Regions from separate parts of the Homo sapiens genome. Here region 1 is linked to region 2. Evidence: chromatin contacts called from ENCODE Hi-C or POLR2A ChIA-PET data. All regions are on one chromosome and are shown on one strand. The core of a region is the stretch at or near the end of the contact, and the rest is flanking DNA. Distances in the headings are between cores, read along the strand shown. Region 1 overlaps LOC105377956 (a long non-coding RNA gene). Region 2 has its middle 51 kb from the start of LINC02541.

The links. A loop is a pair of places that touch in the nucleus more often than their neighbours do. ChIA-PET counts read pairs that join two places held with the same protein, here RNA polymerase II (POLR2A).
Region 1: a map of mammary epithelial cell shows a loop between it and region 2 (3-fold over the local background). The contact joins two enhancer-like sites. A Hi-C loop is called at or near these places in 1 of 168 maps with a recorded cell type or tissue (mammary epithelial cell). POLR2A ChIA-PET finds 5 or more read pairs at or near these places in 1 of 52 experiments (PC-9).

The regions. Positions count from the first base shown.
Region 1 is chr6:113,118,315-113,125,246 of GRCh38, forward strand. LOC105377956 (a long non-coding RNA gene) reads right to left here. Exons shown (of 4, transcript XR_942894.1): 4 at 3,808-3,941. Among named protein-coding and RNA genes, the nearest start is that of LINC02518, 310 kb to the right of the region's middle. Within about 2 kb of position 2,442, at least 7 of the 41 ENCODE cell types and tissues checked have a DNase peak (open chromatin) inside an H3K27ac peak, as active enhancers do; they include PC-9, where a contact is called at or near this core.
Region 2 is chr6:113,595,190-113,602,613 of GRCh38, forward strand. No RefSeq gene overlaps it. Among named protein-coding and RNA genes, the nearest start is that of LINC02541, 51 kb to the right of the region's middle. RefSeq lists an enhancer at 1,714-1,893. Within about 2 kb of position 1,447, at least 11 of the 41 ENCODE cell types and tissues checked have a DNase peak (open chromatin) inside an H3K27ac peak, as active enhancers do; they include PC-9, where a contact is called at or near this core.

The DNA.
Region 1 (6,932 bases), core at 1,192-3,691, 480 kb before region 2:
GGGAGAAAATATTTTCAAACTATCCTGCCAACAAAAAAATAATATCCAGAGTCTGTAAAGGACTTAAACAAATTTATAAGGAACCCCAATAAAAAGTGGGCAAAGAACATGACAGATACTTTTGAAAAGAAGACACACACATGGCCAACAAGCAAATAAAGAAAAGCTCAACATCATTGATCAGTAGAGAAATGCAAATCAAAACTGCAATGAGATACTATCTCACACCAGTCAGAATGGCTATTATCAAAAATTCAAAAAATAAGAGATTCTGGCAAGGTTATGGAGAAAAGACAATGCTTACACACTGCTGATGTGAATGTTAATTTGTTCAGCTAGTGTAAAACCAGTGTGATGATTTCTCAAAGAACTTAAACCAAGTACCGTTTGACCTAGCAATACTTTTATTGGGTATAGACTCAAAGGAATATAAATTGTACTACCACAGAAACACATGTATGCATATGCTCATCACAGCACTATTCACAATAGCAAAGTCATGGAATTAACCTACATGCTCATCAACAGTGAACTGGATAAAGAAAATGTGGTACATATCCACCATGAAATACTACACAACCATAAAAAAGAATGAAATCATGTATTTTGCGGCAGCATGAATGAAGCTGGAGGCCATTATCTTAAGTGAACTAACACAGAAACAGAAAACCAAATTCCAAATGTTCTCACTTGTAGGTGGGAGCTGAACATTGAGTATACATGGACACAAAGAAAGGAACAACAGACACTGGGCCCTACTTGAGGGTGGAGGATGAGAGGATGGAGAGGATTGAAAAATTACCTATCAGGTACTAGGCTTATTACCCGGGGAATGAAACCTTCTGTACACCAAACACCTGGACAAACAATTTACCTATATAACCAACCTGCATCTGTACCTTTGAACTTACAATAAAAGTTAAACAAAAAAAAAAAAATAAGTAAATAAACACACATTGTACACCTTTCAAAAAAATTTACTCTAACTAAATCATAGACCTAAATGTACAATTCAAAACTATAAAATTCTAGGAGAAAATCTAGGAGAAAATCTAGGTTACTTTTTGTTTGGTAATGAGTTTTTAGATACAGCACCAAAAGCACTAAAGCAAAAATAGATAAGTAGTACTTCAACAAAATTAAACACAATGACATTTGGCAAAATTTCCTGCCGTATAAGAAATAGCTACTTAAACTTTTTGTTTAACTCACTCCCATGGCTTTAAGGTTGCTTGGTGTTTATTTAATAAAAAATTAATAACAACATATATCCATATAATATTTTTATGGACATATTACTTTAACAAACTTCTTGTCACTGATATGTCCGGGATTCTGTTCTTTGGCCGGGACAGGGCAAGACTTATTACCTTCAGGTAGAGAGGAGACACAGAGGCTCAAAATGGTTAAAAGACTAGTTAAGGATATAGAGTTTGTTGATGGCAGAGGTGAATCTGTTACTGAGGGCTTCTAATTCCTACCCCAGTGGTCCAAAGAAAACACTGACCCAGAGTATCAACACTGCACTTGACTTACTAAAAGTGACAAACTGTACTAATGGAAGAAGCCACATCACCAAAAATCCAATCGTACTATTATTTCATAGGCAGACACCTATTGTGTAGGTAGCCCCCTACACATTTTGGAGGAGAAGCCAAAAGACACAGTAAGTTCCACAGTAGAAAACATGACCTTCCATCTATTGCTTAAATTATAACATCAAAGATAAATTCTGGTCCTTCTACCTTCTAGCTATGAGATCTTGGGCAAGTTATTTAACTTTTCTAGGCTAGTATTTATCGATATAATAGGCATAATGCAAATAGCAACCACAAAGTAGTATTGTGAGAATTAAATGCATTAATGCAAGTAAAAGACTCAAAATAGTGCCCTCACATATTAAGCATTTAATTATTGTTAACTATGACTTAATTGCCCATAAAAATAATTCAGGAAATTCTTTTTAAGGAGTGTAATGAGAGATCACTCAAGTCCAATAAACATTATTTATGTGTAATATTCACTACAGCTACACATTCTCAACTCTTTGAAGATCAGCTATTTTTCCTGTTGAGCAATTCATTAGTCATGGTTCTGGTCTTGAGAAAGCGCATGTGGAGCTGAAACCTTACCTTTCCTTCCCTAAGAGAACCAATGTCACCCACTCTGCAGTCACGATTGGATAACTGAAAATCTTGTAAAGAGAAAAAAATGTTGCTTGAAGGCCTCAAATCCTAGACATGTTTCTGATTCAATTTGGTCAATTATTTTTTTCTCTTTGTGATACAAGTATATAAATACTGATTCTGTAGCCTAATAAATGAACTGAGTGTGAACTCCTTGATGAAGACTCTTTCATGATAGTGATTAATGGGCTGCAAATATTTTGAAATAAAAACCTGAAACCACAAACTAGTCATATAGTTGGCTAAATATTTTGTTTGGGTGCTCACATCTAACCTACAGATAACCTTGTGTTAACCCTGTATTCCAAACCAAGAAGGAAAGGCTGGGGTTTTCAAGAGGGCGATTTGTGGTTTGGGTTTGGTCTGTCTGAAAAGAGCTGTGGCTCACAGTCTTAACGAGGTTCGTCTTCCAAGTCTCTGACCAACTGAGCAGAGGTTCTCACAGAAGCAAGTTGTGACAGCTGGAATTTGGCATCCACAGCTTCTTAGAAAAGGCTGCTGATCCCAGACTGATAGTTTTAAAACCTTAAAACAAGACTGTTACCATTCTTGAAATTTGTTTCAGCAGGCGCCAGGGAGGAATGTTACTGCCCCTCATTGCTAGACGGGAGTCTCGTCCCAGCATAACTGAAGATCTTCTGGGCTCTGGGCTCCTGCCTCATTCAGAGATTATGTTTCCCTGTCTGTGGCAGGATGCTGGCAAAACCACATGCTTTGTTTAAACATATGGAACGAGTGGTAAGATCAGCAAAGGCCCTTAAAGCCAATGTCAAAAGGCCATCACCATATGAGAGAACTGAGCAAAATGCACTGAGGACAAGCAATTTGTCTGAATCTTGCAGAAGTAGCTTTTAAATCCTTTATAAAAAATTAAGATTTATTTTTGAATTTTGATACATCTTGTCCAGCTTGTAATTTGTTCACTCTCATGCAAAAGAAAGCATACATATGCTATTAACTCTTGACTATGTAGAATATAAAACTCACTTTGTAGGTGATTCATGGTCTTTCATTTCCCTCTTTAATTTTTCATTTTTTCTAATGCTTTAGGACTAAATTATTTCTTCTATCAAAAAAATAAAAGTCAGCAAGGAATAAGAAACTAAATGTTTCCTTCTTTGTAGCATCTTTGAGAAAAACAACTCTCAACCCTGGAGCACGACTTTGTGATTGGTGACAGTTAAAGACCATAAAATATTTATGTGAGGATATGTAATTTTTTCTAATATTTCAGCTTCTTGTTCTGTCACTTACTAGTGTGTGATCATGGGCAAGACTCCAAACCTCTAGAAGCCTAAATTCCCTACAGTAAACAATAATAATAAAGTTACGTGTTGGTTGTGTGGATTTAATGACTAAATATGAAAATATTATTTGAAAACAATAAAATAAGTGTTACATTATATTGTTATAATCTTTGCTCATGGTAATTCAATGAAATCTTTATATTTTCTGATATTTATAAAATAGAATTTAAAATTATAATATTGATAGATTTATTAAGTTAAATAAAAGTTTTATTTTTAAGTCACACAAAATTGAGAAGGAAAAAGAAAATAGCAAACCGTGAAGAGTTAGACCAGGCCAGTTGGAGTCAGAACTTTAATAATTACCTCCTAGAAGCTGGAGGGGTCAGCCAAGAGGTACTTCTGGTACTGTGGGACTCCAGCATGCCCCAATGGCTCAGGAAGGAATCCTGGGCTTGAAATTTCAATTGCTTTAGTCATCATCCCTTTCAGTGTCAGTGAAAGCCAACTGTAAGGACAAATTCACAGAAAGAGTTAACAGGATGAGGGCAAATAAAGACCCAGGATTGAACTCTGGGGGTAGGGAAGGAACAGTATTTAAGGAATGCTTGGAAAAATATGACTATCCAAACCTGAGAAGCAATACCTAGCAAATTAGGAGGAAAACCTAGACTGAATGGTTTTTCTGAGACCTAATGGGCAAAATTCCAGCAAGGAAAATGTAGTCATTTGTTGTGCTGTCAATGCCACTGAGAAGTCAAATAAGATGAAAACTGGAAAAGGTACCGTAAAGAGGCCAGTAATGAGATTGTATGAGCAGCTTAAATGAAATGAGGGAAGGGTCTAGATTTCAGTGAGTTGAGGTTGGACTAACAATGAAGTAAAGAAAGACAGCAAATGTGGAACACTCCTCATCTTTTTGTTTTAAGGCAGGAGACACTTGATATTGAAAAAATATCTTTAGATAAATGAGAAAGAAAGTGCAATCCCAGGAGAAAAAGAAGGATCACTGATGGAGTAAGTTCTCTTAGGAGCTGAGAGGGTGAAATACTGTGCATTGGCAGGAAGATTAGATATGAGGTGGAGAGAGAAAGAATGGAGGGAGATCAGGATAGTACAGACAGGGAAGTTTACAGGTTTAGAAGCAGGAAAGAAATTGAGCATCTCTATTTTATATATGAAATACTCAACCTTAGTATGCTGCTATATATATTATATTTAGTATATTTCAACAGAGCTCAATGCAATGAAAATAAAATGGGAAAACTTAATTTGAGCTATTCATCTTTATAGTTAAATAGTGACCAAAAGAGGTGCAGAAACAAAACACTATAAATAACTGTTTGCTCATACATTTCAATTAATATATTGAGAGCTTAAGAAGTGTCAGAAAGTTTGTTTTTACTGAGGGTACAAAAGAAAAAGTGAGATTTAGTTCCAACATGAAGGATAATAACTAACCGTACAAGGCTATGGCTTGACTGTAAGAATTCTTAACATCAGAATGGACTCCTTGCAAGAAAATCAAGTATTTTACAGCTAGCTGGAAAGCACCATGGTTACTGTTTTGTCTGGGACTATTTAATAACTAAGCATGGACCTGTTGCCTGGGTGGGGATTGACAATGTGTCTTGTTCAGGCAATGAATCTCTAGAACACTTCTGAGGCATTTAAGACTATGAAATTGAATCTTGTGTGGCATAAAATCAGTCCCACAAATTTAAAAGCAGGACAGAATGTAGATATCCCCCAATATTTTTACAATGTGCAGAATCTTACAAAACAATACATGTAATATTGTTTCTATACTACTCATAGATGATTAGTATTATAACAAAGAAAGCTGTTAATACTTAAGTTTAGTATATTTGGGTTGAGATACCTTTATTGAGAAATGAATTTGCCTTTTGGGAAGTTATTCTAAATATCCAGGAGCATGTGTGTGTGTGTGTGTGTGTGTGTGTGTGTGTGTGTGTATTCCATTATAAAAACTTTAAATAAGCTCAGTGAACATTGAAATTTACCATGCAAGTATATAATATTAATTTTCAGTAGCTTACACTTTGATATATATTTACTAGATAGAATTAACTAAATCGTTCTCCTAATAGCAAAACTTTAACTTGTGAATTAGTGTAAGATCATTTTAGTTCCACTCTGATTTTTACATTGATTAACAAGACATGGAAATTGTAAATTAAATTCTTAGAAAAATTTAGGAATTGTCCCATAAAATTATCTGTGTGTGTGTGTTTGTGTATTCTTAGAATTGTAAAAAGCCTGTAAGAAACGAGATGTTTTGAATTAGTCTGAAATTAGTATTCAATAGCAGGTATGTGCTTTTGTAAGAATGTGTTAGGTCCCAATGTCTTAATTTTGATATTCAATTGAATGTTTGCTGTTTTAGACTTGTGTCTTTTGTTTCCTATTTTTCTTCCTGTTAAGAGTTACAGATTTTCTGGGAGGTTTCAGCCCAGTATAAAAGAGAAGCTCTGTCTACATGTAATAAATGCACACAAATACACACATGTATAGATACTTGAGCAACTACCATGCTATTCAATTTTTGGGTAGAACTTCTCTTGAGATTGAACTTCTGTGAGATGGATTTGACATTGCAGAACAGATTAGGTAGCCACAGAAGTGAGCTATCCTTTTCATTATTCTTTTCAATGGAGGACCTGCTGTAGGAATATAGTAAGTGACGCAATTTACAGAAACTAATAACTTACGTTATCACTTGTTATGAAGTCAGAGTTCCAAGCCTGAAAAGTATTTAATCTGCAATTGTTTTGAATTGTTCATCCTTTTTAAAAACTGTTTTCTCAGGCAAGAAAACAAATAACTACATCCGAAGTTTTCTAAGTTCTAGTGAACAACAACTCAAGGAGAACCATTTAATTGCATAAGTTTAAGATAGATTTAAAAATTTCAAGAAGCCAAAAATTTTTTTACCCCAAGTGCAATATATTTTATTGCCAATTGAAAATGTGCAAAGGAACAAAAAGAACCACATATCTGGATTTTTAATTTTTTGCACTGTGCAAGAATGGTCAATTTGCCTAAGAGCTAACTTTCCTCAGTAAAACTTGCATATTTTCTCACCCCAAATGACCTTGTGGAAAGTTGTTGATATCGCTTTGCATATTTTCTGTAAATACTACTGTAAATGCCACTAATATGCAACATGTGAATGGACTTGTTAGTAACCATTTAAGTTATTAGGAATCTATGTTTGCTATTTAAGAATCTATTAAGCATAAGATTAATAACTCATTTGCAAAGATATAGCAGATACAATTCTCTGAAATTTTATGAATGATTAGATACTTTTATAGACAAAATAATTGTCTGAAATTATTGAGACAACTCTCTCTTCATGCCTAGGATGGTGACATAGCTGAATGGCAATTAATATTGGTTAAATAAAGAGATATTATATTTATTTAATATGTGTATATATACAGTCAAAAAGTACATTTCACTCTTAATTTAAAGC
Region 2 (7,424 bases), core at 197-2,696:
CCGGGGGTGGTGGTGGGTGCCTGTAATCCCAGCTACTTCAGAGGCTAAGGCAGGAAAATCACTTGAACCTGGGAGCCGGAGGTTACAGTGCGCTGAGGTCACACCGTTGCACTCCAGCCTGGGCAACAAGAGTGAAACTCTGTCTCAAAAAAATAAAAAATGAAAGACCTACTGTGTATGTACCATCCATAAATCCAAGCAAGAGAGGATGCTGCTCTGCATCTTATAAGGGAGCAAGCAACCTGGCCTTCTTTCAACAGCACTTCTCTTCATGAAAAGGAGAGTCCACGGGGCCAAAGCGATACCCCCACCCCACCCCAAACACATCCTTAATCATGCTTTGAGTTCCCAGGACCCTAAAATTCCCTTCCCAATCAACTAAAACCAACTTCTTAGGACCTGACTAGGCACACCTTTAGGCCAAGGGATGTCCCAGAGGTGGCTGTTGATGAGGGTGTTAATGCAGCTTGGACACGTGTGGTGGAGTTTGAGAGGTCCCATGCATTGTAGGATGGGGGTAGGGTCTGAAAAGATGGGGGTAGACCCAGGACCTAGGGCAGTGGGCCAGGCAGTGAGAGGCCCGATTTCCCTGGCCATCCAATTCCAGGATGAAACTCCAAGGAGTCAGGGAACTCTAAATTCAAATCCAGCCTCTAGATAGTTAATGAAAATACATTTGTCATGAAGGGAGGGTAGAACATATTTTATGTTTTACTTAAGAATGTTCAAGCTTGCATCATAACTTTTAAGTATTTAGGCATATGGCTTGTGGGCCTCCGTTTGTACTCTTGCCCTGGGCCCTGCAAATGTTAGGGGCGAGCCGAAAGGACACATCTTTGCCTCACATCCCTCCGGGATGTTTGCTTATTTGAAATTAGCAGCCATGGAAGCTTTCCAAGGCTCTTTGAATGCAATGAGAATGTGGTCCATCAAAAATGCTGTCTGATTTTATTGCACATGAGAAGTTGTTAACTCTGGCAGCCCAGCCAGATTCTTGTATGTTCTCATTGTCCCTTAGGCCTCCCCAGCCAAATCCTAATGGGGTAATGAGTCTGTGCCTATGAGATTTGAGGGAGGGGCTGAGGGAAGTGTAATCAAGCAAATCACAAAGTGTTGAGCTTAGAGAACGGAAGGCCTCCGTTCCTTTGACTTCATTTTCAATTCACTTAATTTCAGGGTTGGATCCCCCCCACCCCGCCCCTTTGGCAGTGAAAAAGAAAAGGAATGTTCTCTGTTTTTCCTCTTATAAAACCTGGAGCATAATAACTGCCCTGGACTGTTAGGAACACGGTGAGGAGGATCTCAGAGAACAGGGACTGCTTATAGCCTACATATGAAATTGTATAAGCAATTGTCGTTTTTCCCCCATTCATTAATCTGGCAGGATTTACTAAGGGTTTTAGAAGGGAAACATGGCTGTTTTAAGAGAAACTACAATAAGGAAATGGTGGGGGTTGGGCAGAGAAGGCCAAGGACAGACTTGAATTCACACTTTATAAATCTGGCACGGTATATGTGAACTGCTTCATGAACTGGCTGATATCAGGCAAATAAGAAAGTTAAAGCAAACCAAGAGCTATGCTCAAGCAGTCAGTTCTCCCAGCAAATTAACCAGGCACTTTCAGGAGTATGAAACTCCAGAATCCAGGCAAATGGCACAGAGGTCTCTGAATGGGTCTCAGCAGCTGCCAAGGCAGCTCACACATCTTGCACACCAAAGGAGTCACTTACCCTCTTGAGGAAATGAAAAGTCCCTAAGACCAAGCCTCTCTGGAACATGTCATAGGCCCTGGGAGAGCCCAGGGATAACCTTTAGGGTTAAGTGTCCCCATGATGCTGCTGGTATTTCAGTGAGAACAGGCAGGCCGGAAGGAGGCTGGTGTGGGAAGCAGCCCTCACACAGATGTTAGCATAAAAGAGCTGTTTACTTGGTGATTAGTATCATGAAATGAAAAGCTCAGGTTTCAACTGCTTAGGGAAGAATGATTATTTTTCTCACTGTGCAGCCTTTGCCGTTGGCACAGAGAATGTATTCATCAACGTCCCAGGTGTCACTCTTGGGCAGGTGGGATTCCAGACTCAGGTTGGGCCATCACCCCTGGCCCCATCTGGAGAGACATGGGGACTTGCTCAAACTTTTGTATTTATGTAATGAGTAAGAGGCTGAATCCCAGAGGAGTTACCCCTCAGCCAGGCTAACCTCAGAGTTCTGCATTTACCATGGGTACATCACCACAAAACAGTGACCAACACTACCTCGTTCCTAACTTCCCCAGAAGGGCAAGGGTGAAATGGACCAACTTACAGATTCATGGGGTTTAGAGAAAGAATTAATCAGCACCCTCTTTTTATCACCAACAGGCCTACCCATGGCCAATACATCCAAATTGTGCACACTGTGGAAAGATCACTCTCTTAGTGCCTCAAAGCTTAGAATCAGTTTTATTAAATTATTCTAACATTTCCCCCAAAGAAGTATGAGCCAAGAGGCAGTTTATTTTCTGGAAAAAAAACATGCACTTTGAACATAAAGGGCTCTTGGTTTGAATACCAGTTCTTCCACTTACTAGTTATGAGATCTTGGGTGAGTTATTTAAGAATTCTGCATCTCAGTTTCCCAATATATAAAATAGAGATAATAATAGCTACATCACAGAACGATTATGCAGATTAAATTAGATAACTCCTGATAGGCACTCAATACAAGGAAGCTTTTATGAACAGGAAATGTGCTTTTCAGAGAAGCCTTTACCTCCCTCCCCATTGTAAGGTCTTCGAGTTCAATAGCAGCATCTGGGGTGGATTCTCCTCCAGAGCTACAGTGCTGCCTCCTCCTTTCCAAATGAATAAATCTGGTTGCTCCCATTGCATATATCAGTGTCTAAATAAAACTTTCGGTGAAAATGATTTCAAAAAACAATCTGAGGGGCTAGATGTGGTAGTTCATGCCTATAATTCCAGCACTTTGGGAGTCCCAGGTGGGTGGATCACCTGAGGTCGGGAGACTAGCCTGGTCAACATGGTGAAACCTCGTCTCTACTAAAAATACAAAAATTAGCAAGACGTGGTGGTAGGCACCCGTAATCCCAGCTGCTCAGGAGGCAGAAGTTGCAGTGAGCTGAGACTGTGCCACTGCACTCCAGCCTGGGTGACAGCGAGACTCTGTCTCAAAAAAAAAAGTCTGAGGGATTGCTTCTTGCCATCTCCTTCCTACCATCCCACTCTACCTTCCACGTTGCATCAGGAAAATAGCATCTGGGGAAAGAATGGGAGACTCAGCTTTTCTGGGAAGTAGTGATGGGCAAAGGCAGTTGAAGGCTGTGACCTTGAAAGGACATCAGAAGCTACCCAATAGAAACCCCTCTGAAGCTGAACGCTAGATGATAACAGAATGGCTTTTTTTAAGACTTGTTTCCTTACTAGCTTCAAGGCTGCCCTAAAGGCAGACCAGAAAGGGGCAATTCTTACACCCAAGGCCCAGGTGTGAACCCAGCATCCTTACTTGTAATTGCATGTATGGTAATTGTCTGTCCAGCGTATCCCAACCAGAGATGCATACCATCTTGCCTCAATCCCGTTTCCAAATTCTTTTCTGCATATAGAATACTATATCTCTACTGCCATGTAATACTTGTTATTATCATTAGGCCCAATTATCACTGATACCACACAACAGTATTTTTTAAAAGTCTTGATGTTATAATGATGGATGTTATGTTTTGGCACCGCTCTTCTGCCTGATCTCATACAGAACTTCTCACATACCACAGATAAGATGCATGAATAAATAAATTGCTTTTAATGCTGGATGACACATGGACTGAGTGTGTAATGGCAGGTCCATGAACAGGAAGGTGGGGAAAAACATGTGTGGAGAGACTTAGACAGATAGAGTGCTTAGAACCAAAAATAGGTAGTTTAGAATTACACAAGCATCCCTGATCTCTTCACGACAATAGGGAATTTTTACCTGTTCTTTGTCTCACGTAGCTTATAGATCTACCAGAAATTCCTGGAGGTGAACTAGAGCAAGACATCCTTCACTTTTCCTTCCCGGAACTGAGTTCACACTTTGCCAACATGAAATTTTGGTTTGCTGTTGGAAAGAATCTATGTTAATGGTCCCAATCTTAACAAAACATGCTGTCAGAGGAGTTTGGGAATAGAAGGGAAGAAAAGGGTGGGCCCGGCTGTGTGGCTCTTCAGCCTGAGCCCTGTGGAAAAGATTACCATCTGGAGACTGTGACCTCTTAGCAAGTGCAAACATCATTTAACTCTTTAAAAGCAACTAGAGCATCCATCATCATTCTTTAAAACAAACAGAAACCAAAAACCAACAAACAAATATGAATCCCTTACTTTTGCAGGCACTGTGCTTTGCAAAGGGAATAAGATAAGCCTCTCAAGCAATGATTCACAGGAAAGAGAAGAGAATGTTACAGTCTCCATGGGAATGATAAAGGAGGTAGGGGAGGAGTCTGAGACCACAAGTCCCACACTTCTTCAAAATGCCCCTGGCCACTCTGCCTGAGTCTTAGCTGGCCTGTGAAGCCCTTACATGGCTCCTGGGCAAGTGCTATGCAGCATTATTGTTTACAACATGTTTATATGACCACATTAAGAGTAGAGTCATTATAGAAGGAGCAGGATTAAAAATAAATAAATAAATAAATAAATACAAAAGAGTAGGACCAGCCAGCTGGGCAACTAATTGTCACTAATCTATAAAGGTCACCAAAATGTTACAGGAATCAATGTGCACTGATCTCATTCCTAGTGCCCTTGAGAAAAAAAAAGAAAATACTCTTCACTAGGGCAAACTCACTTCTATTGAGTATTTTTTGGGGAAATAGTGGTGGCCATCAACTGAAAATTATGATCACAGATAGCTGAATTCTGACAAATTCTAGAACAAATAACTGAAGATCTACTGAAGTTGTTCATGGGTCAAATAATGGCAGAATCACTGTCCTGGAGACAGTCAAAAGGATATATCCCCTGGGAAGTGCCTACTGATGAAAAACAATAGACACAGGGGTTGAATATATTCCAGCTTTCCTAGTGGTCTTAATTAGTAAGTCAGTATGATTACATGGTCAATCAAATTGATTGTTGATTAGCTTAAGTGGCTGGAGGAAAAAAGCACATTGATTCTTTTCTCTAGGTGGTATTTTATGTCAAATAAACATTGTATTTTTCTAAGGATCTCTAGGAAATGAGATTTATTCTTGCTCTTTAATAAACTTTTCCAATGACTAAATGCCTTAAAATCCAAACATTATTTTGCACATTTTACCTAAATTTTCTTGGTGAAATGTAGACTTATTTTCCCTTTGTTTGAGATCACTTCTGAAATAGGGAGTCCTCACAGCTTCATTTATGACCCTGAATAAACTACCTGTTGATATGGTTTGGATTTGTGTCTCCACTCAAATCTCATGTGGAATTGTAATCCCCAATGTTGGAGAAGAGGCCTGATGGGAGGTGATTGTCTCATGGGTTTGAACTTCCCCTTGCCGTTCTTGTGATAGTGAGTGAGTTCTCACGAGATCTGGTTGTTGTGTGTAGCACCTTCCCCTTTGCACTCTTCCTCTTTCTCCTGCCATGTAAGATATTCCTGCTTCCTCTTTGCCTTCCATTATGATTGTAAGTTTCCTGAAGCCTCCCCAGCTATGCTTCCTGTACAGCCTGTGAAACTCTGAGTCAATTAAACCTCTCTTCTTTATAAATTACCCAGTCTCAGGTAGTTCTTTATAGCAATGTATTGATATAATAAATAATAAATACTCTTTATTAATAAAGAGTATTACAGACTAATATACCCATCTTGTTTGCAATAAAATTCAAACTCTTTAATGTTGCCTAAAAGATTCATCTATGACTTGCCTACTCACTCACTCTTCACCTCTCTGATCTCATGACCTCCTACTCTGCCACTGCTTACTCTTTCAGGCACACTGACCTCATAGCTATAAAAATACCAGACACATGCTTGCCCCAAGGCCTTTGCACTTGCCATTCTTTCTCTCTAGAGACCTTGTTCCTAGATATCTGCCCAGCATGTTCCCTCACATCAGATTTCTACTAAATATCCCCCAACCAAAGAGGTCTTTCATGATAGTTCTATATAAAAACTACTCCATAATTCTACATTTAACTGCTTCATTTTTCCTTATTAATATTTTTAACCCAAAATATTTATGTATCTAATATATGTTTCCAACTATGGTTTATAAGGTTTGTGAGATCAAGGTCTTTGTTTTTGTTCACTGATTGCTATGATTTGAATGTTTGTCCTTTCCCAAACCATGTTGAAATTTAATTTTCAGTGTAATAATATTAAAAGGTGGAAACTTTTAGAGGTGATTAGGCCATGAGAGCTTTGCCCTCATAATGGATCAATGCCATTATCAGGAAAATCTGTTTGTTATTGCAGGAGTGGATTCCCTATGAAAGAATGACTTTGGCCCCATTTTATATCTCCCTTTCTCTCTCTTTCTTCCTTTCTTTCCCCTTTTGCTATGTGATGCCTTTCGCCATGTTATGATGCAGCATGATGGCCCTTACCAGATGTCGACACCTTGATCTCAGCATTCCCAGCCTCTAGAAGTGTGAGAAATAAATTTCTATTTACCATAAATTTCCCAGTTTATGGTAGTCTGTTATAGGAGCACAAAACAAACTAAGACATTGTTATATCCCCTACAGCAATAGGTGAACATTTGTTCATTCAATAAGTATTATTGAACATGTCTATATAACAGACACTGAGACACATGCCAAAACCAAAGGTGCACCAAAGAGATGTTAAACCAGCCTTTTCCATTCTGAGGAGAGTAGCCCGTTGAGGGCTATGAGTGTTGTAATTCTTTCCTTTCTCTCCTGTTCTTAAGCAAAACAAAGACAACAGCATACACTTTTCTCTTCCAGAGCCCTTTCAATTTTTTAAATACACAAATTTCTTCTTGTTGTTTTGGTTGCTTTTGACATTCTTTTTTTTTTTTTTCTTTTTTTTGAGGCAAGGTCTTACTCTGTCTCCCAGGCTGGAATGCGGTGGAGTGATCTCAGCTCACTGCAACCTCCACCACCCACGTTCAAGCGATTCTCCTGCCTCAGCCTCCCAAGTAGTTGGGACTACAGGTATGTACCACCACACCAGGGTAATTTTTGTATTTTTAGTAGAGATGGGGTTTTGCCATGTTAGCCAAGCTGATCTTGAACTTCTGAGCTCAGGTAATCCACCCACTTTGGCCTCCCAAAGTTATGGGATTACAGATGTGAGCCACTGCTCCTGGCCTGCTTTTTCAATTCTTAATGATCTTCTCTTTACATTTACAGACTAATACCTTCCATTCATTATCTATTTTTAACAGATTGAATTTTCTCTTAGGCAAAAGGTTAATTTTATTGTAAAAAGACATGAC